Linked DNA regions of Mus musculus: regions 1 and 2 are each linked to region 3. A link is a loop called in an ENCODE intact Hi-C map of the cell type or tissue named here. Cell type or tissue: left cerebral cortex. All regions are shown on one strand. Each heading gives the region's core, and the rest is flanking DNA. Links, peaks and the distances in the headings are about the cores only. Region 1 overlaps Cacnb2 (calcium channel, voltage-dependent, beta 2 subunit). Region 2 overlaps Stam (signal transducing adaptor molecule (SH3 domain and ITAM motif) 1). Region 3 holds the start of Hacd1 (3-hydroxyacyl-CoA dehydratase 1).

Region 1 (11,150 bases), core at 1,856-9,855, 650 kb before region 3:
GGATGCATAGACATCTGCTTCCAGCTGCAGTACCAGGATGGCAGGCATGCACCATATATTTTGTATTGTGTTTTGCCAAAATTATGAACTAAGCACAATGCTGCAGGATTCTTTGCAGCGTTTCCCTTGTCAAATATCCTATACATATAGACACAGGTGGAATTCCTTCACACTGCCTGTAGGCATCTCTCTCACTGTAGACACAGATGGAAATCCTACATACTGTCTGAAGGCATGTCCTACACACAAGTGACATTCATCCACACTTCCTGTAGGCATCTGCAGCACACTGTAGACACAGCTGGTGTTTCTACACACTGCCTGTAGGTATCACCCACACACCGTCAAAAGTTCATTCCTACACACTGCCTGTAGGCATCCCTAAGGTACTACATTCCATTATCATCAGCATCTGAGTTGAAAACAACCTCTCACACAACCTGGAACCCAGAATCCTAAGTGATTCTCATCCAGGAAAAAGTCGTGGTGTCCCTAATGGAGACTTTTGGGAAGAACCAAACTTTTTCATGTTTTAATAACTGTTGTGTCTCTTGGTTTAGGGTTCTTTCAACCCCCAAAGCCAGCCAACATCTTCTTTTCTTCTCTGCAGCTGCTTCTGCTGACATCTCCTGTTACTCAGACTCAGCCTCCCTCTTCAACATGGAAGAACTGTAGTGATTACATTGTACCTGACTAGACAATATACAACCATTTATTTTTTCTAGCTGAAGACTCTTAATCATCCCTGCATGTTATTTGTTTGTCATCAAGGTAATGTAAAATAGCATGTCCAGGGACTAAGACAAAGACATCTTTAGAAGCTACTACCACAGTGCTCCATGCCTTCTCTAAGATTGTGTGCCCACCAATCCATGAGACAATAAATGCATCCATGAGACTGCTGAGAAATTTGAAATATACTGAAATCAAAATACACAGGGAGGAAAACGCTGATGTGCACTTTGCAGAGTGTGTACAATGGTTTTCTATAAGTAACCATGTCAAGTATTGGAAATTGTGTTGTTTAGGGCACCTATAGTCCCTGGCACATGGGCATTTGGAAATAAGTAAAATGACCCTCATATTACTTTTGAAATGACTTCTGTTCATAGGTAAAATTTTGCTGTCTAAAATTATGGTTAAATTCAACGGTGATATTCCCTAAGACTCTAACAAATAAACCACACTTCTGTGACTCCAAAATATGGTAGTTTGAATGAAAATGGCTGCATAGGCTCATATATTTGGAGGCTTGGTCATTAGAGAGTGGTGATATTTGATAGGTATTAGAAGGTGTGGCCTTTTGGAGAAAGTGTGTCACTGTGGGAGTGGGCTTTGAGGTTTCAGATTCTCAAGCCAGGCCCAGTGTCTGCCTGTCTGTCTGTCTGTCTCTCTTCTTGCTACTTGCTGTTACAGATGTAGAATGCTCAGCTCCTTCTCCAGAACTGTGTCTGCCTTCATGCTGCCATGTTTCTCACCATGATATCAATGGGCTAAACCTCTGAACCTATAAGCAAGCCTTAATTAAATGCTCTCCTTTATAAGAGCTGCTGTGGTCATGGTGTCTCCTCACAGCAATAGAAACCCTAAGGCAAAAATGAACTCTCTCTCTCTCTCTCTCTCTCAGTCCTGGAATGCCTTATGAGGATGGAACAGGACCATCGTAAAGGTCACTGCAACAAGTACTTCAGGAACTGTACGAAGACACAAGAGGGCAGAAACAAGTGGTTTTCTTGACCGAGAGCTTTAAACAGGTAGCAACTTCCACCCATCACCATGGAATTACTTAAGTCTCCCTATTGATTCAACACTGTCATCGGTGTAACTTGGTTCCTCAAATGATGAAACAGAGTCTAAGGTGCAATGACATGTAAAGGACACACTCTTCACAAGTGATAGAGTTAGGGTTCAGCTCAAAGTCCCAGGGTATCCAAGCACAGGGATATTTATCCACAGATCCCCAACACAAGTCTGGTGAGTTGTCACCAGTGTGTTATCTATGGGCGTTTTCCTATAAGAAGAGGAGTTGGTCATTATACAGGCTACCCACACTATTTGATTCAGGTAGCAAAGAATCTTATCAACCATGTGTTTTACTTTTCAACTTGATTAAATATTTTACCAGGAATGTCAAGTGTCTACGTTCCTGTGGGCATATAGAGATTTTGCGTATTTAGTTTGGTATATTCCAAAAATAGAATCTTTACATACAAAAAAAAAAAAAAGCCCTGTCACTCTTAAGATGTAGTATAATGTTTGATGTTTACTGAAAACACATAATGCATTAATGGCAAAATTTGAAAGTATCAAAAAATTTAATTCACATACATCCTCAAAGTTCTTTTTGCATAATTTTTATGTATTTTATCACCTTTACTTACCTGTACTTATACATATAATTAAGCCCAGCTTATTGCATTTGCCTTATGGTTCATATAAACTCTTTATATGATATGCTAATTCTTTATATTTCTACATCAAGTTATTCATGACAGTTGTTTCCATTTGACTTGTTTGTTGAGGCATAATATTTTAAAATAGTTATCACCTTCTACCTTTTCACTGTTTTTTTTCTACATGTGTGTTGCATGGTGTGTGTGTGTGTGTGTGTGTGTGTGCACGCGCACAATTCAGAGTTGGTTCTGGGGGTTGAACTCTAGTTGCACAGTAAATACTAAGCAAGTTTATCTGCTGAGCCATCATGCTGGCTTTAACGATTCCTGTAGAAGCTGTCTAACCTTTCTACTATCCTTATAAAGAAGCATTCTTCCTATGGTTTGTTGACTGTCCAATGCTGTTTTCAAGTCATGCTATCTTTAACTCTTTAATTAGTTTTGACACAAAATATGGATCTAATTTTAAGTTACTTAATTAATTATACCACTATAATTTTATACTGCCTGTTGAAGAACTAATGTTCTATTGTTTCATTATTTACACTATTACATTTTACATACAGTGAAGGCCAAATGAGATTTCAATTTTATAAAAGGGAATTCCTTGTTTATGTATTTATTCTAAAATGAACCTGTTTCATTTATTATTACATACATGAGAGTATTTTAATTTAATGAATGTTAAATATGAGGGTTGAATGTTGATATTCTCCAATATATTTAAATATAGTTTGTTCCTGAATATTCTATTCATTGTTATTTCAATATTAATACAAAGACCCATCTTCTTGCTTGGCATGTTTCTGTTTCAAATATAACATAATTCCGAAGCTCATTTTAGTCAACACTACTATTTTTACAAACTTTTCAAAGTAACTTCCTTGGCTCTTCTTGGAGAGACAGCTCAGGGGTTAAGAGCATTTTCTGTTCTTCCAGAGGACCTACAGTCTATTCTCAGCGACCATATCACCAGCTCCAGGGCTCCAATACCCTCTTCTGGACTCAAAGAACATTGGTACTAATGCATGCACATTCTCACGGATATACATATGCACACATAATTTAAAAAATTTAAAACCCAAATCCTTTTAAATGTGCTATAAAAGAAAATTTACTAGAATTTGATATAAATTAAAATGATCAAAAGAACATGTATGTTCCCAGGTTAACTTTAAAACTGAATTAGCTATAGAAATGTACAGTATAGTTAGGGGGACAAATTCCCCTTTGGTTTTTAACTTTAATTATACAAGTTAGTGTGTACATTTTATCTAAAATAATAGTAGAGAGGTGGAACAAGAGGGATGGGAAGAGGTGGGGAGGGAATTGGAAAGAGAGGAGAAGTGAGAACACTCTAGGGGGGATGATTAACCAATGGGAAAGGTGTCTGAAATGCCACGTGGAGGCCAACTATCTTACAACCCAATCAAAATATATAATAAGAGGAGATAGCAGAACACGTGTGGTATGGAAGAAGGGGTATATTTGGTAGTGAAGGTTTAAGCAGAGATGGAGGGAAGGGGCAGAGGAATGAGGAAGGAGCAATTTAACCAACACTGAGGATTTATGAAAAAGCCTTATGGAAGCATACTAGTTTAAAAAATAACAACAAAATGCTCTTTAAAATCTATTTAAAAGATTTGATTTTCAATTGCATGTACGTATATGTGTTTGTGTACGGTTATGGCACTTGAGTGCACGTATCTACAGAAGTCAGAAGCTAGTACTGGATCACCTAGAGCTGGAGTTAGAGTCAGTTGAAAGCCATCTGGTGAGTGTTCTGGGAACTGATCTAGGGTTCTTTCGAAGATCACCCCGAACACTCTGAAGCATTTCTCCAACTCCACCAGTTTTAGAATGAAGTTTGAATGGAGGTACTCTGCATGGGTGAACAGTGCAAGACGTGAGTTATCAAATGATAATTATGGGCTAGTTCCCTGTAGGTTATCAGACAAAGAAGCACACAAGGCCTGCAAAAGCAACACCTGCATATCACTGCTCTTTTTTGTCTACCATAAGTAGAGAGTACTGGAGACACTACACACTTTGACTGCAGGAAATAAAAAATCAGTCTTGAGCATATTAGGAAGATAATTTCCTTTTGGCTGGCTAGCGTTCACAGGGATAGGAGGTACCATGTAGGCTGCCAAGGAAAAACACATCAATTGTCTTTTCCAGGAGTAGACCCTGCAAGCTACAATCTTGACCTACCATGGAGGATACATGCACTGGTACAATAATGGGATGGCTGTTTGGAGGTAATTAGCATCTTTTAAAATAATTTATGTGTATTAGTGTTTTTGCCTGCATGGGTATATGTATACCATGTACCTGAAAGTGCCAGTGACCTGAAAGTAAAAGAGGGCACTGTAGCCCTTGGAACTGGAGTGACAGCTGGTTGTGTTCCTCCATGTGTGCCTTAGTTAGGATTTCATTGCTGTGAAGAGACACTGTGACCATGGGTGTTATAAAGGACAACATTTAATTGGAGCTGACTTACAGTTTCAGAGGTTCAGTCCATTATTATCATGATGCCACTCATGGCAGTGTGCAGGCATACATGGTGCTGGGGAAGGAGCTGAGAGTTCTACATCTTGATCTGAAGGCCTCTAGGAGAAAACTATCACTATCTTTTAGGCAGCTAGGAAAAGGGTTTCTCAAAGCCCACCTCTACAGTGACTCCAACAAGGCCACACCTCCTAACAGTACTACTCTGAATGGGTGAGTAGTATATTCAAGCATATTGAACCACAACAATGTGGGTGCTGGGAACAGAACCAAGGTCTTCTGCAAGGTATCAAGTGCTCTTAAACGCTGAGTCATCTCTCAAACATCACTTTCTGACCAGATCTGAGCCTTGTTCCACGGACAAGAATTCAATCTGAGGCTGTACACTTAGGTCTTTATTTGTTGTGATTTTGGTGGGTTTTTTTTTTTTTTTTTTTTTATTGGTTTGGTTTCTGGATATAAGGAGAGAGGAAGACAGCGACCAAAAATGACTTGTAGTCTAATGGTTTCTATAACCAGATTGAGGAGAGAAGTACCTTTTGCTGTGAGACAGACACAGAAGGAAGCATGTTTGGAAGAGGTACAGTCACAGTTCAGTTTGAGATGTGTAAAATCTGAAGTGTCTAAGAAAATCTAGAGATATGCTAGGAGTTGATCCCGTATGAAAGCCTGTAATGATCCATCTGCTTTTTCTCTTTTTGCCCTAACTTTCCCAGGACAGACATATTTCTAAAATCTAAAACTGGGCAGGACCCCTTCAGAGTGCCTTACACCACATGGCTCTTCAGGGAACCTTAGGCCTCTATCCACATAAGACTTTAATCAAAAGCTGGGCTATGTTCTACATACAACAACAACAACAAAAAAAAACCCAACTTAGCTATTTGAGTCACTGTGAAGTGTTTGAAACACATTATTTGGATTGTAGACTAATACTGTCCAAGAGACAGTCAAATAGAAGCAAAGGAAATGTCAGGGAGAATGTGTTTGAAGACCTTTTTCGAATTTCAATAAAAATACAGTGTGTGCTGTGTTCCTTCAAAGCACAAACTATTTCCATCCTCCCAGTCATTCAACCTTTTATGAAAATATTATGAAATATGAAGTATGAGGCATTTAGCCTCTCCCATTCATTAATTTCCAACATTCTTTTCATAAGAGGTTACACAAAAGCCATATGAGCTGGGCATGATAGTTTATGCATGCCTGGAATCCCAACATTGAGGAGGCAGACACAGGAGAAACATTTCACATTCAAAGGCAGCCTGTGGAACACCACGAGGTCCAGGCCAACCGAGGCTAAAGACTCAGGCACCATTTTTTTTAAAAGTCCAAACCATCCCCCACTAACTTCCTCACTAAGTGTGAATATATTGTTGCAGCTGTTGTAGCAGTTAGCTAAAATACAAGAGGAATATGCATGGCTGCCATCTTACGTACATTCTGGAAAGGATTCCAGGTCTCACACGCTGTATACTGTTATTGGAGACAGACGAAAAGGTCAAGATTTGGGAATAGGTGAGTGTAAAATTTAAATTTTTCTAGAAGAACTAAGATGGAAGATTCATGTGATTTTTTAGAACACTTTCTTCTTTTCAACCTAGAGTAAATTTTTTAGAACATTGTCTAGATAGGATGGTAATTATATTCACCACTCATACTCAAGGGCTCTGTCTTTTCTATGGTTTAAAACCAAGTTCTTTGTTAGTCATATTGTTGCCACTAGGTGGCAGGCTTTGCTAAAGAATATTGCAGCCATTTTCAGGAGGTTTTTTTTTTTTTTTTTTTTTTTTTGAGTCAATGCCTAATCAAAGCATTTAGATTACAGCTGCCACCAAATCTTAAAATATTTCCCAAGAGGTCACATTACCTCTGTAATTAAAAAGTAAACTCACAATTTCACAAGCATAGATTTTAGATAGAATCTAAGTGGGTCTCTTTCATATTTAGGCATCCATAGACCAAACGAAGTAGAGTTTTTGGTGGTATAAGCACTGATAGCAGGCAGGCTCAGGCTTAGGTCTGTGCCATCTCTTCCCTTAGTCCTTTTCTACTCTGTTCTGCAGGGGGCTGTTACCATTATCTGAATCAAGCTCTCTGGCACATATTAAAGCATTCATGCAGAAATTTGAAATCCCTACAATTTTATGTTAGTTCACTAATGAGACAGCATTTAAGTATAATCATTTTAAGTGACCCTTTAAAACATCTCCAAATGACCCATTGATCAGTGAGGCACAGCATAGGCCATTATTCTTCTCAGCCACCCACCATAACTAGACAGGAAGAGCGTATTGCTGAAAACACCACACAATTTTGTTGCAGGACATAGAGAAATCAGTCGTAAACTAATGAGGAAACTTTCCCTGCTGGCTAACTTTCATACTGTTGCTAGATGCTATCTAAGCTACTGGGGGAGAAAAGACATAAATGGCCATATCCAGCATTGGAGCCTGTATACTTCAGTCCCAAATGTCCAGGTAAGTTGTGCCCATTGGTGCATCATAGCTTGATGGTTATGGGGGTAACCATTAAACTTTTGTTTGTATTTTAGAACTCTTCCACAGGAGGGAATTCGTGTACCTCTAAGGAAGATACTGTAAGGCTGGTGAAAAGCCCATGGCTGGGGATGCCATTGGCCCTAGTGGGTAGCCTCCTGATGTTGTTTCACTAAATGACCACACTTTCAAACTACCTCCTCGGTACTTATGCTCAAATCCATAAATCTGTAGACCTGTCCTTTTTCCCCCCCAACACTGGTCCAAAAAGCTTCTTTTCCCAGTGGGTAGTGAATGATACAGAAATTCACGATTTGTCAAAGCACTGAGTAATGTGTGTTCACCTGTGCATGACTCATCTATATCAATCTCCTAGTTGCACCCTTGGGGAATATCATGGAAGAGCAGGAGAAAAAGACTTTTAAGACCTAGAGATTTGAGGGAACTGTTGCAAAGCAATGTCTCTTGGGCATGATGGAGCCATTGCACAGATGGCTATGGCTGTCATTACAGACATGTAGGATATCAAGGTCATCAAATATTCAGCACTGGCCAGGGAGGAGAGTTATAAGAATCCCAGATGAGAAGGTACTGACAGTTGAAGTAGGTTGAGGAAAAGAAGTCACTGTTCTTTGAGGATGTGGTCTGTAGCAGTTTGCGCATGGTCCAGTGGATGGTCTTACACGTATTGTATATGGCCAATGCTAATAAGATTCAGTGGGGAGTGGGGAGTAAGTATAAGAATAAGAATAACACTGGACATGAAAAGAAAGACACAGGATGATGTGGTCAATGGGTCCTGGGAGGAGTTGGAGTGGTGTAGTAGGAGATGGATAAGATCAAAATACTTTGTATATATGCATGTGAAATTTTAAAAATATTATTAAAAATAAATAAAATGGTTCTTTAAGAAAGTGTAGCCATCGGGCTCTGAAAGTGAACCTACTATCATTACTCTGCTTAGATGGAAACAGTATCAGATTATCCTCTATATTAGTATCTCTTTGTCTAAATCTCATTAGAGAATATTCTTTGTCCAGTGAACAATGTTAATGCAGAAATTCACAACTAGTTAAAGTGTAGAGAATCTGTGTCTTTGGAGTGCTCAGAAAAAAAAATCACACCTCTTTCTAAGGCTTAGGAACTATTTTGGAAGAGGCCAGAAAAATTGTAAGAGTTAGAGGTTACAGAAGACTGGAGCGAACCAGTGTCTTCAGAACATGATAAGACCATTGACTCATGACCTGACAGCAGCTGTGCTTGCCTATAGAAGACTTGTACAAGATGAAGCAAATCAACATCCTAGCATGGAGTAGGAAGAGGTTCATGAGCCCATGCCCTAACTGAGGAATAATGGACATTTATGGCTTCTGGAGCATAGCAGAAGAGTCAGTTTCCCCCAAAGATATAGCTCCTGATAGGTTAACTATGATTAAGTGGATGGCCCTATACCCAGAAATTTATTGGCAGCAAAACTTGGAGTCAATAAATTATAAAAACACAAAAGAAGGACACATAGTTGGAGGGGTAGAGAAGTGAGGGTGGGTCTGGGAGGTGATAGGGGAAGGAATCGAGGGATATATATTATCAACATGCGTTGTATGAAATGATTTAAAACAAATCTTATAGTATTGGGAATTTTTGTTTTTTGTCTTTGTTTGGTTCATATGAAATGGAAACTATATTAGAAAACTGTGGAAGCATCATTAATCACACAAGGAGAAAAATGAAGTAGCTATATAGGTTTGTCATAAGAAAATAAGACCTGAGGACCCACAGCAAAGTAGACCCTAAGACTCTGGTTTTCTACATTGTATTTGAAGTGCAATTTTATGACATCTTGGATTAGGAGCTATCAGAATCTGGCTTTGTTAAGTGATGGTTAGATTAGAATTGGAAGGAATTCATGAAATGGTGCCAAGAATCTGCAAATCCAGACTCTAATCATGGTTTGGATTCTAGCATATGATATGCCAATTGTGAACTTGTGTCTAGGGTGGATATGGAAGCCATAGAATGTCAAATGCAATGAGGAGACTTGTTTCAGAAAATAGCCTTATATTTTACATCCTAGAATCAGTGTACAGTTGGCCCTCTTTCTAATTGGAAGATTTCTAGAGGTCTAGATGAGTTGAGTTCAAACTAGGAGATTCTGCCAGCTACAAAGAAAGTGGTGACAAGCATGGAGCTAAAGGAACCTTCAGCATCTTTTAGCCATGAAAGTCTCTGTGGATCAAGGCCAGACTTTGTTGCATAGCATAAGATGGCCTTCCCTGCTAACCTTTGACCATCATCACTGATTAGAATTCCACTGTGCCTTCAGACACATCACAGTACTGTAAAACCCCAGCACAAACACTTCAGTAGTGTTTGCTTGGTCCTCAGTACAATTCCATTATGATATTGTGGAATCTCCAAGAGGTAAGGTCTAGAGAGACATCCTAAGTGGCATGTACTTTCCTGGTGGTGGTGGTGGGGATTTCACTTCCTTCCTCTTTTCTCTTTTTCTTCCAGACCATGAGGTGAGAAGTTCTGTTTTGCTATGCATTTCTTACAGATAAATTATCTCAGCTCAGGACCAAAAGCTATGAGGCAACAAATCAGATTAAAACCTCCAAGACTGTGAGTCAAAAGAAACCTGTTGACTTTGTAATGTGATTGCCTCTCAGATATATGATACAGTAACAGAAATTTGATTAACATGGGTATACCACTCCGCCATGGGTCCAACCTCCTTTCTGAGCATCATTTGGCTCCTCAATTCCCATCCTTGCTCTCTACAACCTACATAACTCTTTCAAGGCAAAGACTTCATTCAGGTAAGTCTACCTGTGCTCATTTCTAGGAAACAGTGATATGAATGGGTGCTATATGATGAAATCATAAGGCAATAGAAAAAATCTTTCTCCCACTATCCTGAAAGCCAAAGTTCCACATCAAAGAATCATCAGAGCCATGGTCTCTCTGAAGCACCAGAGAAGGATCTAGCTCATGCCTTTTTAAGCTCTTGGGTTTTTTGTTTGTTTGTTTGTTTGGTTGGTTGTTTTTTTTTTTTTTTCAGTAGTCTCTAAAGTCCCTGGGCTACAAGATCTATTAACCCACTGTCCTTTCCATCCCAACATGCCCACTTCTTTGTATCTATGTCACTATTTTCCTTTCTGATAAAGGCATCAGTCATACTGGACAGGGCTCACCTTGATCAAGCACAATCTCTTCTTGTTTTTTTGAGACAGGGTTTCTCTGTGTAGCCCTGGTTGTCCTGGAACTCACTTTGTAGGCCAGGCTGGTCTCAAACTCAGAAACCCACCTAACTCTGCCTCCCGAGTGTTGGGGTTAAAGGTGTGTATCACCACCGCCTGGCCCACAATCTCTTCTTAATTTAATTTCATCTGCAAAACTCTTTCTCCAAAAGGTCACACTCACATCTATGTTCTATAAGAAGTAAGGAATACACAATTCAACCTATAACACTATCTTGACTCTTTCTACTTCTTGCTCCAGACCCTATCCCAGTTCTCCAGCACTAGCTGTTCCCTTTTTGTGTGCTGCCTCTGTCAGCAGATCAATAATAGTGCTGATCATATGCATCTCTGAGCCTGTGGATGAATACAACTTGTAGTTTTACTGTACAATTAACCAATTTCCCAGCATTTCCCTAGACATGAGCTAGAATGTCTGATGACAATAATTCCCCTGTTGTGGATAGCCCTGGTGTTGCTTGTATTTTGATGCTAATGCTGCTTTCCCA
Region 2 (11,150 bases), core at 1,754-9,753, 77 kb before region 3:
AGAAACTGTTTCAGGTAAAGATCCCATGCTGGAGCCCTTGACTTTACTTGAAAGCTATCTAGATCTCCTCATTTATCAACAGCCGGCCAGCCTGTGGGCTCTGGTAATGCTGCCTGGTGAGCACAACTGTGTAGAAAAAAGAGGAAGACAGTGAAGGCCTATGGGAAGCCAGCTTTTCAAGAAAGGGCAAATGAGCCCAAATCCTCACTCAGAGCAAGGTAAAAACAATGCATAAAGAATGGTTCTATGAAGTACTGTCTGTGTATGTTGTATGTGTAACAGATGCGTGCAAATGTAGAGGCCTGAGACACTTTAGTGTCTTTTCTCTGTGGCTCTCTACCTTTAGTTTTAAGACAGAATGAAGCTGAAGCTCATCCAGTCACTTTGGCTGGCCGGGCAGTGGACCTCAGGGATCTACCAGCACCATACTCTTCCTTCTCCCTAGCCACAGCACTGTGCTGGGTTTATAGGCACGCCCCACCACATGTGGGCTTTAAGGATCCAAACTTAGTTAGGCCCTTGCAGTTGTGATGCAAGCTCTTTACCATCTGAGCCATCTCTGCAGTCTGGACTATCTTTTTAAAGGAAGAAAGAAAGATACACAATTTAAATATAGTTGAAGGTCTTTTACCTATCAATATCTTCCAGCTTTTCATCAATGAGAGGTCCCATCTGGTGACACATTGCTAAGATGACAAGAAAGTAAACTTTTGAAAAATATTCATATAATTAGAAACATGAAAAGTTTAATGTGAAGTAATGAAGTTATTAATTATCCTTCATCAATAGAACCTAAAATAGATTTTTTAAAAATATAATAGTGACAATTTAAAATACTGACTTCAAAACGTTTTTTCCATCGTACAAGATTAAGATGTTGAATTTGTATAGCAAGGTTTGTGATTTCAACTTCTACTCAAGATTCAAATAGCACACGAAGGTTTTTGTGTGTGTGTGGGGGGGGGGGGGTGTTTGTTTGTTTGTTTGGTTGGTTTTTGGTTTTTCGAGACAGGGTTTCTCTGTGTAGCCCTGGCTGTCATGGAACTCACTTTGTAGACCAGGCTGGCCTCAAACTCAGAAATCTGCCTGCCTCTGCCTCCCGAGTGCTGGGATTAAAGGCCTGTGCCACCACAGCCCGGCCGTAATGTTTCCTTTCTAAGATTACTTTCAAAGCCCATCCTGGAGCAGTAGAACAAGAAAGACCTCATTTATTCTTTGCTTGTAAGGTAGACAGAAAATGAGGTTACCTTCAAGATGAAGCAGCTCTGGCAAGTCTGGCTGATTATCACTAGGATCTGTACTTTGCAACATCTGTAACAACTGGTCCATTTTATCCTACAGAAATTAAATAGTTCATGTCAAAAGCAACCAATCTCTATGAAACATTATGTTCTCATTTTGATAACTCAATCATGGATAGAAGATTTTTAGAATTCATAGTTAGGATGGTTAGTTTTCCATTTATGTTTTTAGCATCTTATGTATACCTTTTAGCACTATGAGAAATCTGACCCTTGCACGCTAACCTTAGGTATTTTTCAAAATGTCCAAACAAATCAGAACAGGATCATCCATTTAAACTTACAGGGCATAATCTCCACAATCTCTCATATCATGTTCGAGAATTTCACTTGGTTTTAGAGCAGCTGCAGTTTAGCCACACACCAGCTGGAACGTCCCTCTTAAGACAGCCTGCTGTGACTAACAGCTCAGTCATTACTTCTCTCTGGCAGAGATTATGACAGCTGTTCCACCCAGAGCCCAGGCCATCCACAGCTGTTCTTCTAAGTGGGGCTCTAAGGACTGATTCTGTTCTCTTCCATCAACATTTCAGTTTGTCATTAAAAGAAAGAAACTTCTACTTTATTCCTTTTTGTGGGAAATGATAGATCATATCCACTTACTTCAGTCCATTTCAAAATCCTTTAATACTCAGGATGGAAGGAACTAAAAAAGGCAGTTACAAAACATACCCACATAGTATACAAGATGGAGATTTTCATTTACCAAATTCTATGAAAATTATTACAAACTTCTCACACATATTTTCTATGCAGTACATAGGTACAATAAAAACTAAAAATTCAAGGTTATATCAAAGAATGTTTAAGAGATGAATTAATTGTTAGATTGACTGGAAGCAGAGGAAAGGTCCTGTCAAGGCAAATTAACTCTGTATTTTAAAATGGATATTCTTTCAGGTAAAAGATTCATGCTCATTTTAAGACATTTAAAAAGACAGCAGAAGTGTTTGTCTCCTGTTAATATAACACGGTTTCTATATGGGCCGCAGCTGAGTACTCATTCAAGCAGAATGCTCTGTAGGTCTTAGCACTCTTCATGCTCTTGTTTCTCTCACACAGAAAGGAGCACCACCACCATTTAAGCCAGGCTGAAGATGTGCCTCACCAGAAGGTCACTTGCCTGCCATGTACTAGACTCTGGGTTTTATCTCCAGGACCACAAAACAAACTATTGTTTCTTAAATCAGTAATTCCAAATTGATTTTCTCCTTAATCTCATTATAGCCTATATAATTTTATCTAAATGTACGTTCAAGTCTTCTAGAAGACATCTTTGCGATAAAATGTGTATAGGCTAGCAATATTCTTATGTGTTTTAAACTCATCTGTATGCATTAATGATTTCTACTAGTATATAAATGGGCTAAAGTAACAAAGCTCAAATTTAAGACGAAGTGAGTCAGGAATCATGGTTATTCATATTCCTATTTTATGATAGTATAGATGAAACTGACAGGAAATCTTGTTTACATATTTCAAGCTCTTAGTCTTATCATTAAACATTACTTTTAGGGGCTGAAGAGATGAATTTTAATTGGTATCATAAAGAGTTTTATAATGAGGATTTTTGTTTGTTTTCTTTTTAACATTTAGTTTAATTTTCTTAGCTTAGATATTCAGGAATGGAACTTCCAAATTAAAGGATCTAGGTGTTTTTCATGTTAATAACTACTGTGAAATTGTTGAGAACAATTCAGTAGTTGAGAACACCACAGCTCTTCCAGAGGATACCCAGCACTCATATGGCAGCTTGCAACTACCTGTTCTTCCAATTCAGGGAAAACTAATGCCCTTTCTAGCCTCTGTAGGTACCAGGCATGCAAGAGGTACCCACACATAAATCCAGGCAAAATACCCATACATGTGATGTGCAGTAAAATAAAATTTAAAAATTTAAAAGTTATATTTAATAATCTACTAGGGGGCAATTCACGGTGCTCACTGTTGTTGTTGTTGTTGTTATTATTATTATTGCAAAATGTATGAAGCCATTTGAATTGTGCTACCTAGTCATTACCACCATCAATATTTGGAACTACCCCTAGAAATCAATGCACTTCAATAAGGCTCAGTATGGGCACTGGATGAGGCTTTTATCTGTATAATGGAGAAAGAAATTGTAAAAGAGAAGAGAAAAAATGGAAAATGATGACAGGAAGTGTTCTAACACACACCAACTTCAGGAATTATTACAAGAAATGAAGTCCTGAAAAGAGTGTTATACACTGGTCTATACCAGGCGCCAGAAATTAAGCAGAGGACTACCCAATCTCTTTGGTTACTTAAGCACAAAGGCAGCTAGAAAAATATATAAACGAATGTAGTGGTACTTCAAATTTGGCCTGCTGGGAACAGTATCCTGTATGGCTTGCTAATTCCATCATTTAATACTTTACTGTAAAGTAAATTTTAGTGGATTAATATTTTGTTTTACCAATTCAATACAATATTGATACTGCTATTCAAAACAACACTATTAATAGGTGTGAATATAATTTAATAGCTATTGAGTACATGGAAAAACATGCATTTTCACAGAGCACCAATAAAACTATAAAATCTCCCATCTGCTCAACAATTTCACAGTAGTTATTAACATGAAAAACACCTAGATCCTTTAATTTGGAAGTTCCATTCCTGGATATCTAAGCTAAGAAAATTAAACTAAACGTTAAAAAGAAAACAAACAAAAATCCTCATTATAAAACTCTTTATGATAGCAATTAAAATTAGAAACTGCCTAGGTGCCTAATACTTAAATGGAGCAATATAAATCCAATCTATAACATACTAGACAGGAATTCATATTCATTCTTATTATCACTTGTTCCTCTCTGTATAGCACTAGAGATCAGTTCAGAGTCTGACACATGCTACACAAATATTCAACTACTGAGCTATATCCTCAACTGTTACCAGAATAAAAATTAAGTAAGTTTAAGTAAGGTAGAAACGAAGTCAGAGAAGCTGTAACAAAGATATATGCTTTGTCTATATTGCCAACATTCTCAGAACAAGAAAACAAGCAATCCGGCTTCCATACAAAGTTCCCGTTACTATTAAGGAAATCACTCACCTCATCAATAAAGGCTGGTTCTGGTTCTGGTTCTATTGTCTCTATCTGAACATCATCATTGAACTGTACCGTCTTCTTCTCTGTTTTAACTGAAAAAAATACATAAAAATTAAATTTTCGTCAATATAGATCTAAAAGTTTAAGTCCTTAATAGAGAATATGGACTTTAGAGACTCTATATAAGGAATAACTGAGCTGCAGACAGCATAGACAACAGCGAACAGTACTTGATAAAGCTGAATAATTCTCTCTTGCAAAACTCTGTTTTCTATAAGAGATCTTACTAAAACTAAGTTATGTTTCTGAAATTAAAAATCACCTACTTCAGAATTAAAAGTTTAATACTGGCATATATAAGTAAGTTCTATAATTTAAAGCAACTGTTTCTAAATGACCTCAGCAGAAACCTGCACTGGCCAGCACATGAGCTTGACTCTCTAGGTTCATTTACGTACAGGTGAAACATTACAGTGAGGTTCAGCGAACTGGCCATATGCACATATTTTTCTTGCTCACCAATCTTTGAAGACCACTTAATGTTAACTAAAAATGTAAGGCTGTTTCCTATGGCAACCTCCAAGTAACACAAAAAACACAGACAAGTTCTCGAGAAGGATTATCTTGTTTGGATTTTTGGTTCTTGTATCAATTATACATAAAAATTAGGAATAAAGATGAAAATGGAGATGTCACAGTAGGAGAACTATGGACAGAAATAATATTCATTACACACCTTAATGTTCTCGATGAAATAGTAAATTTGCTTGATGAATTTCCAAAACAATCCTAAAAAGTATGCCTATTTTAAGAAAGTAGTTAGAAAGATTAAAATCTCTTGCACAAAAGAAAGCTAACAATTGGAGTGGCTGGATCTGAAAGTCAACTGCTCTTGTCTTTTAGCCCTACTACTGGAATCTGGCTTGTGGCTACTGTCTCGTTAACTGCAAAGGTAAGGAACACATTCATTACATTCAAGTCACCGTAAAGTAAAATTCTACAGACCAAAAAATAAATACATAAAATAAAATAAAGGTTTGGCTGATTCATTTCCCCATGGGGAAAAGCAGACATCTGCGACAGACATTCTGCTTGCCATCCTGCACTATTAACAAGTAGAAAACTGGGACATCTCTGCATTCACTGCTATTACCCAAAAGAAAACACATGGCAGACTTCACAGAACTTATAAGACACAAGTTTGCAGCCCCCTTTCTCATAGGAACTGATACTAAATGTGTATGATGTACTATTCACACATATATAGTGGCATATTTTCTCAATATCTGTCTCTAAAATCACATAAGTGAGGCATATGTGTGCATGTGACAGGTCAAGTAAGACTGGCTTCTGTTTCCTGTAAAAGAGTGATGCTACACACATTCTGCTAGCACATTCTCCAAAGCTGAGGATGAGGACTGATTATATAAGTTCTGATCTTCCTGTTTCTTGTACAGTGTCCAGAGTGAAACATATAAAAATCACAAGACTTATAGTAAAGCAGCAGAGTTGGATGAAAGAGAAAGACTTAAATAGCTACATATCAGACATATGATCTTGGCTCTCATCTTGAAAAGAAGCCCAAAGAAGTTCTAAGCTTGCCAACAGCTGACACTGAAAAGAGCCCAAAATACAAAAAGAAAAAAACCTCTAGCAGACCAGATTATTAAAAAACATGACACATTACGCATGGTAATTCAAATATGTCTATATAGGCTTTTAAATCTATTTTTAAAAGACTATGCATACATGTCGGTGTGTGTCAGTGTGTGTGCATACATGTCCGTGTGTGTGTCAGTGTATGTGCATGCACTTACAGGGACCCTAGAAGGGCAAAGGCAATAGATCCCCAGACTTACAGGTAGCCATTAACCATTCAATGTGGGCATGGGAAACAAACTTGGGTCGTCTGGAAGAACAGCATATGTTCTTACCCACAGATGCAACTCTCCAGTCTCCAAGTTTATGCAATTTTTAGTTTCAATGACTTTTTAGTTTTACCAATGGAGAACTGAATTAAAAAGATGGGTATCAAAATTCTTAGCCAGACAGTGGTGACACACACCTTTAAAATCCCAGCACTTAGGAGGCAGAGGCAGGCGGATTTCTGAGTTAGAGGTCAGCCTGGTCTACAGAGTGAGTTACAGGACAGCAAAGGCTACACAGAGAAAAAGATGGGTATCAGGATCTACCTCTACAAAAGTGAAATAGGACAACTTGGTAGCAATGAGAAAGGACCATTTTAAAGGTCCACAATTTCAGACTTGCTAGTAAAGGCTCTTCTTCACTGTTAACATGCATGTCCACGCCATATATTCTAAGAAGATGTATACAGTATATATTGTGGTTAAGATTCAGTACCAGGTGCAAAACAGCTACAACAAAGATTCTTCCTTAAATTTTTTGTCAACTAAAGAGGAATAACAGACCTTGTGGCATTTAACTAATTTTGAATCTTTCTACCTATTTTACAGAAAGAAAAAGTGAGAGATCCTGGCAGATGAGCACAGATTAGGAATTTATATATAAAAGTTCTTTTAAGATCCTGAACCTTTCAGTCACTAACCGAAGTCTTTCCACACTTCCCGTTTGTCAAATGATTCTTAATATGAAGATTTATCACAGCACAACTATGTACAGACTCTAGAGACAGGACACAGCACTATTAAAGGGCCCTGGCAATGTTATCTCCTACTTACATTACAGCTGCCAGTACTACTTCTCTACGATCACATTTGTTTTGTTTTCAATTTAGCAAGGTTTGAAATCAAACACAAAAGTCTTTATGTGACTGATTATATAAGATTTTACCTAGTTTCTGCAAATCTGACAGAGTGTGGCCATAAAGTGGTTTACGGGCTGTACTGAAAAGTCTAAGACTGGACAGCAGAAACACTCAGGAAACAGAGTCTGTAATGCTGCACTGCATTTGCCACGCTTTCTCGGGGATGAGAAAAGAATTCACAGTACAAGACTGCTTCGTGTATTTGTGCCTTTTATGGCACCTATTCAGAAGGAGAGAGAACAAATTCTGGCAGACGTAGATTATTTCTAGTAAGGATCTTTATTTGACTTTTAGAAACAAAGTGTGATTGCGTAGCTCTGAGTAGCCATCACTTGGCTGTGTAGCACCACTCCTTCATATCCTGGAACTGCAGGAGTGTTGGGATTACAAGCACGCACCATAATGTGCACCTTGGAATTTCATTGTTAAAAAAACCTAGAGGCAAAACACTTAAGTCATTTCCCTATAAAGTTGAGCTTACTCAACTTTCATCAAGATTATGGATAATCTACCATCTACCAACAGACTGAAAAGTACTTACTCATTTCTGGTTCAGCAGTAAGATCTGCAGTTACAAAATTAGAAGGAAAAAGCCCCACGCCTTGATGGGTTTCACCTTTCCACCAGTTGGGATCACTGTGACAAACAGGAAAAGAGTGTTTCATCATTAAGAAGGGCTTATTCTGTAGTCCTAGCATTTATCCTGCACTATCACCGCAATCCAGTAAAGGAGAGAGCAGTCTCTTCTCGCAAACAGCGAGTGAGGAGCTCCTGCGGCACCCACCATCCGTTAGTGAGGTTCTAAGGCAAACAGGAAGTGAGCCTCACCCACAGAAGCTTTTATAGCTGCAGTTCTTTCCCTCACAAGGTCAGTAAATCTTCGGAGAAGCAATAAAAAGCTAGGAACAGTGTAACGATTATAATCCGCCATGCTTTCCTGGTACTATTATGGTCTCGCATGGATTCCTAACAATACAGCAGAGTTTCGAATGTGGATTTTAGTTGTCTGTCTTTTGTTGCTGTTCTCATAAATAAGAACCTAAAAAATGTTTCAGTTTGTCAAATCACACGTGTAATGTTTATATGTAAACCTTCATATGCCAATCCCTACTGAGCTCCTGACTGTAGGCAGTTTCCCTGCCATGGGTTTTATTTTCTCAGAATCAAATACTCTATTTCAGCCGTTAATGCCATGGGCCTTATACACTTCTCCTTTCCAGCTTTGACACTGGTTATCAGAGCAAATCAAACAGGGTATTATTTATTTTCAATGAGAAATGTTTAATATTGTTTATTTCCTTCAGAATGTTAGAAGAAGTGCAGATCTGATGCATTATCTTTCAAAAGTAAACAAAGCTTGCATCATTCTCAACTTCAAAACCACAAAAAACAGAACAAACAAAAACTATGGACTCTTTTCCCCAAAAGAGGCCCTTAGGCGTACTGCCTTGAGTGTCAGGAGTCACCTGGGCTTCTATGTAAGAGATCTCTCACGCTACCCATAGCATATAACTTGAAACAAAACTGTCCCCGTGCCTTCCGTGGAAAAAGTCAGCAAGTGTTTAATCAACACTTTTCCAAAGAATTAATGACCACATTGCAATGCTAGCTAACGAGCCCAAGTTTTACATCAGTTTGTCTGCTTTATGAAAATATTAATGGTCTGAATGTCTATCTTCCTAAAATCCACGTGCTGAAATCTTGTCAGTGTCAGAAGGGGGAGTTTGGAAGGTGACTAATTCATGAAGGCAGAACTTTCTTCAATGGAACTGGTGACCTTATAAGAGTCCTGATCTCTTCTTTGCTCCTGCTGCTACATGTGAAAGCATGGTAAGAACACAGCTGTGTCTCAACCAGAAAGAGCCCTCACCATTTTCCAAATCTGCCAGAGCTTGGAGTTTTCAATCTCAGAATGTGGATAAGTAAATTTGGGCTATTTAAAAAGACTACAGCAATAAAATTTAAAGTCTTTTATAAAAATAACCTTTATCAATCCAAATTCATTTTTAAAAAGCAGTTACAAATTCTAATGCTTTATGATTCACTTTACATACAAAATCATGTGGGTAAACTCTAAAAACACTGATATTGCGTAGTTCTCCCATGATACCATAAGCAAAAAATTATTATGTTTTATATGGATATATGGTTCTGTATGGATACTATCAAGAGATCATGAACTTCTTCAAATAAACCCACCATATCTTCTAAAACTTTAATCTTTTAAACAATTTAACAATTTAAATTATTGGATGGAGCAAAACAAAACAGGTTTCTAAAACAAATAAAAATTATTTAAGTAACATAAATTAGGGGGAAATTATACTACAAAATGAGTCTGTATAGTTTGAGGCAGCAAGTTAACCATCATCTAAAACATGTTGTCAATATTTTGACTATGTTTGGGAATGACATTCAGTAAGATATTAAAGCAAGGTTATTAGGGATATACTTTTACGAGAGTGTTCAATGTGTAACTAACTGTTACCTGTCATCAAGGACTGTAATGATTTCTCCAGCTTTAAAGGTAAGCTCATTATCCTCAGCGGCTTCAAAATCGTACACGGCGCGGACTTTCCTGCCTTCGTGCTGGTGGTTAGTGAGGAGGTTAGATGTGCTGGGGTACAGCGTGGACACGGGGGCTGACTGCTGCCTTTGCTCCTTCAGGGACAACTCAATAGCTGCAAACAGTGAGAGTTTAAAGACCACCAATGTTAATACAGCCAATAATACACTGGAAGTATTATTTTCCAATAGTATAACAGGCATACCCTCATATAATAACAAACCATTAGCAGTTATATACATTCACTCATTACTGAAAAAAATAAAAAGAACTTTTAAAAAATGTATGTCATTTTAACTGAAAAGGTACAATTAAAGTTGCTCTAGGTGACAGAACAGAAAGACTCCATTAAAAATGAAGCGGCCCTACTTTATCTGAAGACAATTCTTTTTTCTGTAAACGCTCAGTCAGGACCTGTCTTCTTCGTTCCCATTCCAGAATTCGCAAACTCACTCACCTTTGGCTAAATCTTCTTCTTCCTTTTTGGTAGCCACAGTCCCAGGGTCCTTGGCTACGAGAGCTGGGCTTGCTTTTGCTTGTTCTGCAGCCTAACACACAGAGAAAAGGTGTGAAGGTCATTCTCCCTGCATGCATCTCTAACCTAAAATCTCACAAGAGCCCTCATTCCTCTGTTACAGAGTGCTCAAGAAGAAAAGACACCCAATCTGGAAGGCTTTCCACTTCAAAGGAGCATCAGAACACCTGCACTTCTCCAGATTAATACAGACAATAAACTAAAAATATCATGCAAGACAGGAAAAAAAAAAAAAAACAAAAATAGTTATTTTATAACTTTAGAAAAATTCCAGAACCAAAAGAGAAAATCAGAGAATTAGTTTAAAAACAGCTTTGGAAAGTTTTAATACAAATTGTTGTATTTTACTGTTTCCTTTCAGATCAAAAGGCAGAAAGTAATACATATGTGCTAATATTTATAAATAACAATATAGTATTAAAACCATATTTTATAAACTAAAATACAACTACCTTTGGCAGTGTGTTAATGCTTAAGATTAATTATATTGTAAGCAAAACAATGTGCAGATAAAAACATGGGCTAATTCCCATGTCTGGAATTAGAAGCTTCTAAAGCTCCTAGCCTTCGTAGCCTCTTGGAATTTGCATATTATCAATGCAGATCAGAATGCAGCCTATTTTGCCAATCTCCTTTTCAGTCTCCAGACCAGAAGCTGACAGTGATTGTGAGCAGGCATGGCCCGCATTTGTTGTGGTTACAGTGTTCCCCTTGGTTCATTATGTCCATCACTTTGTGATTGTTTCCTGCTGTGTCTAAACAGCCAGTCAGTAAGTAGCTGACAAATTAAATTACGCTCTCCATGAACCATGCCTAAGCCCTCAGTTCAGCACCCTTGTTAATCTCTGGTACTTAAACAAGGATTTGTAACAAGGGAGCATAGGATG
Region 3 (11,150 bases), core at 1,840-9,839:
ACATGAATTCAGTGAACTTTCATGGGACCCATGAAGTTTCTTTGCCCACAGATGAAGAGCCATATCTGCTGAGAGAAAGAGAGAGAGAGAGAGAGAGAGAGAGAGAGAGAGAGAGAGAGAGAGAGAGAGAGAGAATTAGTCTTCCTTCACCCAATACCAGTGGTCAACTTTAAAACATATGTATCCAAGCAACATGAAATCGACTCTGTGGGTTGAATTTTTATATTTATTTTTGATATGTATGTAACAACAATAAAAAGAGGCTGTGAATTTGAGAAGAAGCAGGGAGGTGGGGAGGCTTGAGAAGGATTTAAGGAAGGAGAGAAAAGGGAGAAATGATGTAATCATATTTTGGTTATGAATAAAATGGGGGGGGGCACTGGAGAGATGGCTTGGCAGTTAAGACAACTGGCTTCTTTCTCTTCCAGAAGCCCTGGGTTCAATTCCCAGCACCCATGTGGCAGCTCACAACTGTTTCTATCTCCAGTTCCAGTAGCTCTGACATCCTTACACAGCATCTATGCAGGCAAAACACCAATGCACGAGGAGTAAAAACAGAATTTTTTTAAACAATAAGCTAAGAGGTCAGTAAGATGGATGGATTTGGAGGTCGGTGGATCTGGCTGATATGATCAAAACACATTAAATGAAATCCTCAAAGAATTAACAAAAATATTATTAAAAAACAAAAAGAAAAACATTGAGATAAACTGGCACTTTTGCCAGCATTCACCTGTGAGGCACTTTGTATATTCAGCAAATTGTATTTTAACATAGCTCTGGAGTGGGGATGGGGTCCTATATCAAAATCAATGTTAATAAATGGAGGAAGAAAAGTAAAATAGTTAACAAACCCCCTAAAATGCTTGAAAACTACAGTCTTTTTTGTTTGTTTGGTTGGTTTTGTTGTTGTTGTTGTTTTCAAGGCAGGGTTTCTCTGTATAACCCTGGCTGTCCTGGAACTCACTTTGTAGACCAGGCTGGCCTCGAACTCAGAAATCCACGTGCCTCTGCCTCCCGAGTGCTGGGATTAAAGGCGTGCACCACGATGCCCGGCGAAAACTACAGTCTCACACCATTCTCTTGTCTGGATTATTTTCTCTTTCCTGGCTTTTCTTTTTTTTTTTTAATTAGATATTTTCTTCATTTGCATTTCAAATGCCATCCCCTTTCCTAGTTTCCTCTCCAAAAATCCCATATCCCCTTCCCCCTCCTCCTGCTCCCCAATCCACCACTCCCTCTTCCTGGCCTTGGCATTCCCCTATACTGGGGCATAGAATCTTCATAGGACCAAGGGCCTCTTCTCCCATTGATGGCTGACTAGGCCATCCTCTGCTACATATACAGATAGAGCCACAAGTTCCACCATGTGTTTTCTTTGATAGGTGGTTTAGTCCCAGGGAGCTCTGGGGATACTGGTTAGTTCATATTGTTGTTCCTCCTATGGGGCTGCAAAACCCTTTAGCTCCTTGGGTCCTTTCTCTAGCTCCTTCTCTGGGGACCCTGTACTCAGTCCAGTAGATGACTGTGAGCATCCACTTCTGTATTTGCCAGGCACAGGAGACAGCCATGTCAGGGTCCTGTCAGCAAAAATTTGCTGGCATATGCAATAGTGTCTGGGTTTGGTGGTTGTTTATGGGATGGATCCCTGGGTGGGGCAGTCTCTGGATAGTCCTTCCTTCTGTATCAGCTCTGAACTTTGTCTCTGTAACTCCTTCCATGGGTATTTTGTTCCCTTTTCTAAGGATTGAAGTATCCACACTTTGATATTCCTTCTTCTTGAGTTTCATGTGTTTTGCAAATTGTATCTTGGGTATTCTGAGCTTCTGGAAAAATATCCACTTATCAGTGATTGCATATCATGTGTGTTCTTTTGTGACTGGGTTACCTCTCTCAGGATGATATCATCCAAATCCATTCATTTGCTGAGTAGTACTCCATTGTGTAAATGTATATTTTCTGTATCTTCCTCTGTTGAGGGACATCTGGGTTCTTTCCAGAGTCTGGCTGTTATAAATAAGGCTTCTATGAACATAGTGGAGTATGTGTCCTTATTACAATTTGGAACATCTTCTGGGTATATGCCCAGGAGAGGTATTGCTGGATCTTCTGGTAGTACTATGTTCAATTTTCTGAGGAACTGCCAGACTGATTTCCAGAGTGGTTGTACCAGCTTGCAATCCCACCCTTTCCTGGCTTTTGAAAAGTGGTTTAACTAAGGTTTATAACACCCAAATTTGTAAATAGCCTCTTTATAACCAATAATAGTTTATAATAAGTATACTCTTCCCCAGTTTATAGCTCAACTTTGGACTTTCCCTCTTTCCTGTAACAGTGAGTCTAACTCCTACTAACTGCCACAGGCTGGTTAAGTGGATATCCCGCATCTGCCGGCTAGTCTGGGTTGGGAGCCAGTCCGTGCTTGGGTCTGCAGCTGACAGATTATGAAGGATCTTTGAAAAGAAGACGCTCCAAGGAGTCTGTTCCTTAAAGCAATTCGCATGCAACGATTTCTTAGAAAGTTTTAAAGGCAATTCAGTGTTTAACACCGAAATGTGCAGATGCTCGCTGTAGGGAGGATTACAGGAGGAAAAGCCTCTCCATTCTCCAGTTCCCTGGACTTGGTCTGCTTATCTGAACATCACACTAAAGTAAGATTTAAAATATTCCTTCTAATGTTATATTCAGTTGCACACGCTGACTGTTTATTCTAGCATGTGAATATTTTCATGATCAATTTTGTTATGTACAAAATAATTCTTTAGATTGAAGTTCTTATAACACACTATCTAGAGAGCAGAAGGCTTTTAATTAAAAAGTTTTGGTTTTCAACTCTCAGGCTATCAATCTCCGTAATCACGCCCATAGTGAAGGAGGCTTTAGATTCTGTGTAGGCCTTAAGGGGCCTTCTTGACATCCATAAAAGGAAAGAGATTATTAAATCAACTCCGTGGCAGGAAAGGTGTTATGTAACTAACACATCTTATTACTCCAAAATACAGAATATATTTTAAATTTATTCATAAGATTATTTTCCCTATCCACTCTAAAATACTGCTCATGGACTGGAGAGATGGCTCAGTGGTTAAGAGCACTGGCTGCTCTTCTAGAGGTCCTGAGTTCAAGTCCCAGCAACCACATGGCGGCTTATGACTATCTATGAAGGGATCTTCTGGCATGACTCCTACACTTAAAAAAAAAAAAGGAAAACAACAAATAAATAAACTTAAAAAATAAATAAAAACCCAAATTTATAAAATACTGCTCATGAGGATATACCCTCATTTCCCCTCATCCATATTAGCTATTTACAACTAGTACACAATAAATTATTCATTTTCAAAGAGATAGCTTAGTAAATCTGTTGTTACATATTCCTAAGTATTTAATATTTTTCCAAAATGTTACATTTTGCACTTTGTATAAACCATCATTATTGTGAAAATGAGGTACAATCTTGGGCCCAGTTCTGTGGTTTGCACTAATCTCAGCCAAATGGCTAAGAAGTGACTTAAAAGGAGTGCTTGGAAGGGAGATGATTTATTGACCATGGAACAAACCCCACCTCTGCCATTACATTGGGATTAATGACAACACTAATTTGTAAATATACACTTTATATATAATTTAATATATAAATATGTAGTATATTTATATATTTAATATATTTAATTTATACATATTTTAACTTGGTGTGAAAACAGAAATCACAACAGCCTCTGTTTAGTTTTGGTCTTTCTTCCCCACAGACATTAATAACTTCAAGCAATGCTGTTACTGCTAATTTTTTTCCTTTCTAATTTCATAGAAAATAATCATACATTACATATGTTGTTTGGCCTCTTTAGCTCAGCAAAACCTTTATGAGATTCATTTTTGTTGACTGGCTGGCTGCTCATCTTCTTATTCTGCTGAGTAATATCGTACTAAACGAGTACACTACCATTTGTCTACTCATACATGTGTTAATGGACATGTGGGTTATTTTTAGTTTAGGGCTACTATGACTAAACTGTTATGAATACCCGTGTCTAATTCATTGTGTGGGCATATGTTTTTGTTTACCTTGGTTAAATACAAAGGAGGAAATTGCTCAGCCATATGACAACTAAACGTGTTGATCTTTTAAATAAATTGATAAATTGTTTTCCAAAGCAGTGTTCTCTTTAGCCCCGTGAAGAAGGCCAGTTGCTACACACCCTTGCCAGCCCTTTGAAATGTTAGCCACTTTAATTCAAAATTTCCCTACTCCTAGTGAAGCCAGCAGCTACGAGCGTGGCACTGATGAGTTCTTCCTTCCCGTGTGCTCTACATTCTCTTATTTGCTAAAAACAGACAAACAAAAGCAGACTCCTTTATTGAATTAAACATACTTTATTTTACTTGTGTGTGGTGTGTCTTTCTGTGTGTATGCCGTGTGTGGGTTCCCGAGGAGGCCAGGAAAGTGGATTAGATACTCAGGAACTGGAGTTTCAGGGCTGTGAAACCACTGACCCGGGTCCTAGGAGCCAAACTCGGGTCCTCTGGAAGAGCAGCAGGCACTTTAAACTGCTGAGCTCTCTTCCTAGCCCCTGTCCTATCGAATTATAAAGACTCATCATATACTCTTGTTACTTGAATGTATGGTGAATATTCACTTTTAAAATTGTTTTTGGAATAGATTTTTACATTTTAATGTAAAATTTTAAGTCTTCTTTCCTTTCCTCTTTCCTTCCCTCCTTCCTTCCTTTCTTTATGATAGTTGTACCTAAGAAGTCTTTGCCTTTTTTCCTAACATCAGAGATTCTGTTTTCTTCTTGTTTCATATGCTTGCTTCTGTGTTTAATTCTATGATCACCTTGAAGTTAGCACATAGCCATGATGTAAGATTCATTTTTTCTGTGGTTGTCCAGTTGCTCCACTCATTGAAAAGATTAAAATTCCCACACTGAATTGCTTCAGGTTATGGTGTATTTGAACTCTGCAGTCACATTGGTCCACAATTCCCTTCTGCTTACTATTCTAGGTTGACCATTGTAGTTTCATAGTGAGGTTTATAATAAATAGGCTATGCACATGCTCCTAGTTCTTCCTATACATGTTCATGGATCTGTAGGTTTTAGCTTTTCAAATAAAACCTGCTGGCATCTGGAGAGAACTGACATTGTAACATTTTGAGATTTAGAGGCCTGTTGTGTCATATGGCAGTGATTTAATGTTCAGTGTACAGGGCCGGCACCTGCTTTAGTAAATTTATCCCTAGTACACTTTCCACTTGGAAGGTTTTACTTAACCCCACTTCCCCTGACATTTCTGAAACTGGACGGGTAATCCTCCCATTTCACATCCACAACAATGTGCACACCCAGGGGAGTTCATGGACAAACCTATAGTCATTTCTCCCCTCTGACAGTGTTGCCCTTTGCAAAATGTCTTTCTCTCATTATAAGCAAGATGCCTGAAAAGTACTAATATGCATACTTCAGTTGACAAACAGTATCAAGTCAGTACTTGATTTTGATGGATCATTTCCTTAACCCTATCTCTCTATGAGGTTTACCATTTTATTTTCTTTTGCAGAAATGTAGGCATACACAAACTTCTAAATTCCCAGACTGGTGGAGTCAGGAATTTGGGGGTTGAATTTCAGTAAACTGACTCTAGGCTGCTTGCTTAGCCACACTCTATAAAGGGAAAGGAAAGGGGGCTATTACCAGAATGGTTCTTGAGAAGAAGAGAGAAAAAGGGGAGATTAAATGTGGAGAGCCATTGGGCACTTCTTCCCAGCAGGACAGGAAACTTGTTAACACCATGGCTGGATTTCCTGTCAGTATCCTAACACCTATCCCTCTTTGCCTACGTCCTTTCTCCCAGCTTCCTTTAGAACAGATCTCTAGAACCCATGACATCCGTCTGACCCAGTAATGAAAGGCATGGGGCAAGGCTAGGCCGGAGTTGCTTCTCCAGAAACTCGGGAGAGCGAGCATTTGGTAGGGAGACCCTGCTCTCGGGGCAAAACCCCTGCCACCTCGGGTGCACTCGCTCTATCTGGACAAGGCTCTCCAGCGGGGCACCCACTGCCAGGGCGCACGTCGCTCGCGTCTCTCTAGGAAGAGGTCGCAGCCAGTGCGGACAGCTCTCCCGCGGGAGCGCGCCGCGTGACACTGCCTGGAAGCCATGACCCCGGCTGGCCCACCCCGGGGCTAGGGCCCTGAGCGCGCGCTCCCGAGAGGCGGCGCCGGGGCGGGGCGCGCGGCCGGGGGCGCGCTCCTCCCCCTCGCGGGAGGCCGGGCAGGCGGCGCCGACCCCCCGCGCGTCGCACATGGAGCGCTGGACCGAGGCGGCGGCCGCGGGCAGCGGCACTTCAGTGGCGCGCTCAGCCGGCCCCTCCCGCTCCTGTGCGCTGCTCCTCCGGGTCCGCGTGCGCGGTCACCATGGCGTCCAGTGAGGAGGACGGCACCAACGGCGCCTCCGAGGCCAGCGACGAGAAGGAAGCCGCCGGCAAGCGGAGACGCCTAGGCTTACTGGCCACCGCCTGGCTCACCTTCTACAATATCGCCATGACGGCCGGGTACGTGCGCGCGAAGGTCCTTCCACGCTCCGCAAGCACCAGTGCGGTCCCTCAGCGATCCGGGCTCGGGGACGCGGGGAGCGCGCTCTCGCGGGGCTGCTGGGGGTCGAGGGCGCGCGCACGGGGATGGAACGGAAGCGCACGGGGGAACTGTCAGGGGTCTAGGCGGAGGCGCGCGACGGTGGCGGGGGCTTTTGGAGCGAGAGCGCGCGTGTCGGCCAACTGGGGGTCGCGGCCCCGTAGGCGCACATGGAGCGGGACAGCGCGTGTGCCCGGCCACTTGCGATCGGAGCACTCTGGGAGAGTGGCCGGGGCGCAGAGAGCAAGAGCGCGCGTGCTGGGCCCTAGGTGGTCGCGGCGCGGCGGGGGCGCGCGGCGCAGTGGGGGAGGGGCGTAGCGGGGTTGAATGGAGCGGGGCGGGGCGGGGCGGCCAGCCGCCGCTCGCTGGGCATTGCCTAATACGGTGCACGGTGTGGCGCGGCGGCACGGGGCGCGGGCCGGAGGTTAAGTATAGACCCGGGCAGGAATGTGGGGCCGACCCACGGGGCAGGCGACTGCGGCTCGGCCGCCTCCGCCTGCTGTTGAAGAAACGGCCCGGTCTATTCACCCGAGCCGGGAGCTGTCCGCTGGCTGTGGGCACCGGACCCTGGCCGTGTGGTTCCTGGTGCTGTGGATTGCTGGGCAGTGTCTTCACCTACTGTTTTTTCTTCACCTACTGTTTTTGTTTTAAGCATGGCACTTAGAAATGCCCACTTGGGACTTTGTTTGAAACATCTGGAACAGGGCAGATAATCAGCATCTTTCTGGCCTTGTCCTTTCCAGATTACCGACTACCCACCCTACTCCCCATCTCTGGCCTCCCCCCAGACCTAGTGTGAGTAGGAAGTTAGGATCAAAGGGCTATCAAATGACTTATGGGTCTACTGTGACCGAAACCCATTATGAAAATGTCCTTTGCTGTCTTGCCTTTAGAAAGAGTTACTTTCTCAATATCTTCTCACGTTTTAAGTTAGAGGATTGTGAAGAAACCTTTAGTATTTAAAAGTCTCTGAAGCTTATAGAAAAAATGTGAACGTGTAAAAAAATGTGATTCTATTTAACAAATGTTCCTGTCGATCATCTAGTATATATTATACTACTGAACATCAAATATAATTAGTTCGTAGATATGTATTTATTGGGGGTTACTGTGTGCCAGGGACTGTGCTGGTTCCTTTGGCTGTCTTCTAATTTTTAGTTTTCTGCAATCCTGTGAGGGGTACAGAATAATATTTTAGAGTGAGGTATGGAGAGACCCCCAAGTCACTGGCTGGAGATCACAACCAGAAAGTGTCAGGCATGGATTTCCTCTGAGACTCACTCCAGAGTTGTGCAACCTCATCTTCTTGCTGCCCTGAATTCCAGACCTTTGAAAGTTCAGAAAAGCAAACAGCCTTAGAACAACTGGCAGATGGTTCAATGCCCACCATACTCTGTTGCCTCAAAATGCAGCAGGGTCTGGGAGCGGCCGGTTTCCTCTGAGACTTGCTCACCAAGTGAGTAAACGTTTTTGGAATACTCACCTTATGTTAGTTGATTGGCTGGCCCTTCCCTGTCCAGTCTGCTTTCCATTTTTAAGACCACGTTATTGTTTCAAAAATGAAAACTTGCTGCACAATCCCAGTTTAAGATCTTGATTGAGAAAGTTAAAATAATCCCCGGGTGGCCGGCTCCCATCCTAAGGAACTTGGGATGTGCTCATCGACAACCATTTTCACAGATTCCCGTACTACCCAGTTTACCTTTCCAGTGTTCTTGCCTTTGAAACCCCCTGACTCTGTTTTTCAGGATGCGTTTTACAGTTCTCTTTGTCTTTGCTGTTCCCTCTTTCTGTGATGTCATCCTTTTCTTGTGGCTGCAGCAGTACCTTTGAACTTTTCTAGGCTCCCCTGCCTAGAGGGGCTTTGTGTCCTCACACTTTAGTCCTGCTGTGCCCTCCTTTCTGCAAGCCAGTGCTTATTCTAAGTGTGTCTGTCTTTTTACTGAGAGGGACCACTGTTTATCAAGGCAGATTACCCAGTAGTTCTATGAGCCCCCATAGATAAGCTTTCATATTTTCTTATTTACCCTTCAGGTTTATGCCCAGGCACCTTCTGTGATGTACTAGCACACCCTGACTCTTTGATTTTTTTCCGTCCCACTTGTTGTCACTCAACCATACCATGATTGTACTAATTCTTCATTGTAAGTTCCAGGAAGTAATAAATACTTATTGAATGAATGAATGAGTGAATGGGTGATGAATATCTTATAGAACATTGGTGATGAATGTCTGTTGTATAAGGCCCTGTTTCCGCTTGATACTCAATTACGACATTCTAATTTTCAAATTATACTTTTTATTGTTATGTAAGACTGTATAGAAGAAATGTACAATTATTGATTAAGTCAGGCCCTATGGACATTTTAAAGTTCCCTTACCCTGACCCTTGGAATAATTAGTGGCTTTCGGCAAATCCAGAGTGGAGGCACCTTTAAAGGATGGAGAGATTTGTATTATATAAATATATAAGTTTATATATATATATATATATATACATATATATGTATATATGGCTTACTCATAATGGGTTCTTGACTATAGTAGTGAGCATCTGTGCTTTGCTTGCCAACGAACGCTTCTGACCCTATAGATGCTAATGCATTTTCTCAGGTCATGTGGGTAATGTAAGAGCTGTAAGACATATATCCCAGGCTCATCCCTGAAGAAGGACAACCTGGACATTTACACGTAGACACCAACTGCAATAAAGACAGAATAGAATGAGTGCATACAAAACAGGAGCCAGAGGACTGAGAGGACAGGGAGACTGAGAGAAACTTCTGTGAAGGAGATGAAAGCATTTGAATCGATCTTTGAAGGCTAAGCTGGGTTTGCCAGACACGGTTGAGGAGACAGCCTGTGTTAGTATAGAGACGGGAGGCTGGGAGACATCAGTTAGTCAGCACCAATGGGCCCAAAGCACAGACAGATGGTGGCTCGGCCCATCCATGGGAAGGCCACAGGTGTCTTGCTGATGTGTGGATTTTATTTTTTAAACACTGAGAGACTGTTGATGGCAGGTTCTGTAGTGGAGTAAAGTTGATAAGTAGTTTGGCCTCTGAGCCTTAGTTTTCCCACCTGCAGAGCTGGAACAACACAACCACTTTGCTAGATTATAACAAGGGGTAAAGAGGCGATAGACGTGAAGTTCTTAGCAGAGGTGTTTGATGGGCAGATGCAGGAGCTGATGCAGAGGCCCAAGAGGGGTGAGGCTTAGTAGTTTGCTCCTCATACTTCAAGAGAAAGTATCCTATCCATAGTGGTTAATCTGAAATTACACTTGGGAGACACTAAGATTTATACTCTTATACTGAATGTACCTTGATAGAACAATAAGTCAAATTTCGTTTCCCAAAATGTTAAGTAATAGCCATACCGTCTAGATAACATTTGCTTGCTGTGGATGGTAGATTGAGTGAATGAATATACCACAATTGCTTTATTCCTTTACCTGATGATGGGTATTTCTAGTCTGGGACTATAATATATTTAACATTCATGTGTGGACTTATGCTTTCATTTTTCTTGGATAAATGTTTAAAAGTAGTGGCTCTGTCATAGAGTAGTCACATGTCCAGTGTCTCAAGCCGCTGAGCTCTTTTCCCAAAGTGTAATGCCATTTTCCCTTATCATTAGCAATAAATGAGACAGTTCCTGCATGTCATTGCCAACTATTGGTATGGCCAATGATCACTGTTTATCATTGAGTAAAGTTAGGACAGGAACTAGAATAGGGCAGGAACTTGGAGGCAGGAGCTGATACAGGGGTCATGGAGGAGTGCTGCTTACTGGCTTGTTCCCCATGGCTTGCTCAGGCTGCTTTCTTCCAGAACCCAGGACCATCAGCCCCGATGACCCTACCTACAAGCCCTCCCCATAAATCACAGCCCCTCCTTCATCAATTACTAATTAAGAAAATGCAATGTAGATTTGCTTACAGCCTGATCTTATAGGAGCATTTTCTCAGGTGAGGTTCCCATCTCTTAAATGACTCTAGCCCCGTGTCAAGTTGACATAAAACTATCCACTACACCTAGTAAGTATATTGTATATTCTCTTTGTGAATTTAATTTTCATTTTCATGACCAATGATACTGGATATGTTTTCATGGGCTTGCTTGTTGGCAAACTTGTATGTCTTCTTGGGCTTAATGTCTGTTCAAATCTTTTGCCAATTATTTGGCTTTGATGAGTTGTTTGGTTTCCTAATATTAACTTTTAAGAATTCTTTTTTTTTTCCTTTTTAAATATTTTTAATTAGGTATTTTCCTCATTTACATTTCCAATGCTATCCCAAAAGTCCCCCATACTCCCCCCACCCCCCACTCCTCTACCCACCCACTCCCACTTCTTGGCCCTGGCGTTCCCCTGTACTGAGGCATATAAAGTTTGCATGACCAATGGGCCTCTCTTTCCACTGATGGCCTACTAGGCCATCTTTTGATACATATGCAGCTAGAGACAAGAGCTCCAGGGTACTGGTTAGTTCATAATGTTGTTCCACATATAGGGTTGCAG

What was found. Peaks named below come from ENCODE experiments on the same cell type or tissue, not always from the same donor. Only the 100,000 strongest peaks of a DNase experiment are listed, where the experiment ranks them.
Region 1: it touches region 3 in a loop (5-fold over the local background); 17 of 42 quality-filtered maps call a loop at or near these places.
Region 2: it touches region 3 in a loop (2.3-fold over the local background); 15 of 42 quality-filtered maps call a loop at or near these places.

What each region holds. Positions count from the first base shown.
Region 1 is chr2:14,698,914-14,710,063 of GRCm38, reverse strand. All of the region lies in intron 2 of Cacnb2 (calcium channel, voltage-dependent, beta 2 subunit), which reads right to left. Among named protein-coding and RNA genes, the nearest start is that of Gm13269, 63 kb to the left of the region's middle. In left cerebral cortex, for the core only: a CTCF peak has its summit at 6,617 (motif pointing right); a DNase peak (open chromatin) is centred at 6,628.
Region 2 is chr2:14,127,672-14,138,821 of GRCm38, reverse strand. It overlaps Stam (signal transducing adaptor molecule (SH3 domain and ITAM motif) 1), which reads right to left. Exons shown (of 14, transcript NM_011484.3): 6 at 10,186-10,276; 7 at 9,651-9,843; 8 at 7,704-7,798; 9 at 4,381-4,469; 10 at 1,248-1,335; 11 at 632-686. Among named protein-coding and RNA genes, the nearest start is that of Tmem236, 41 kb to the left of the region's middle. In left cerebral cortex, for the core only: no CTCF peak of the experiment used is centred there; DNase peaks (open chromatin) are centred at 5,529 and 5,860.
Region 3 is chr2:14,051,131-14,062,280 of GRCm38, reverse strand. It overlaps Hacd1 (3-hydroxyacyl-CoA dehydratase 1), which reads left to right and starts at 6,246. Exons shown (of 7, transcript NM_013935.3): 1 at 6,246-6,550. The coding sequence starts at 6,414. In left cerebral cortex, for the core only: no CTCF peak of the experiment used is centred there; DNase peaks (open chromatin) are centred at 5,887, 6,159 and 6,512; H3K4me3 peaks cover 2,247 bases; H3K27ac peaks cover 1,542 bases.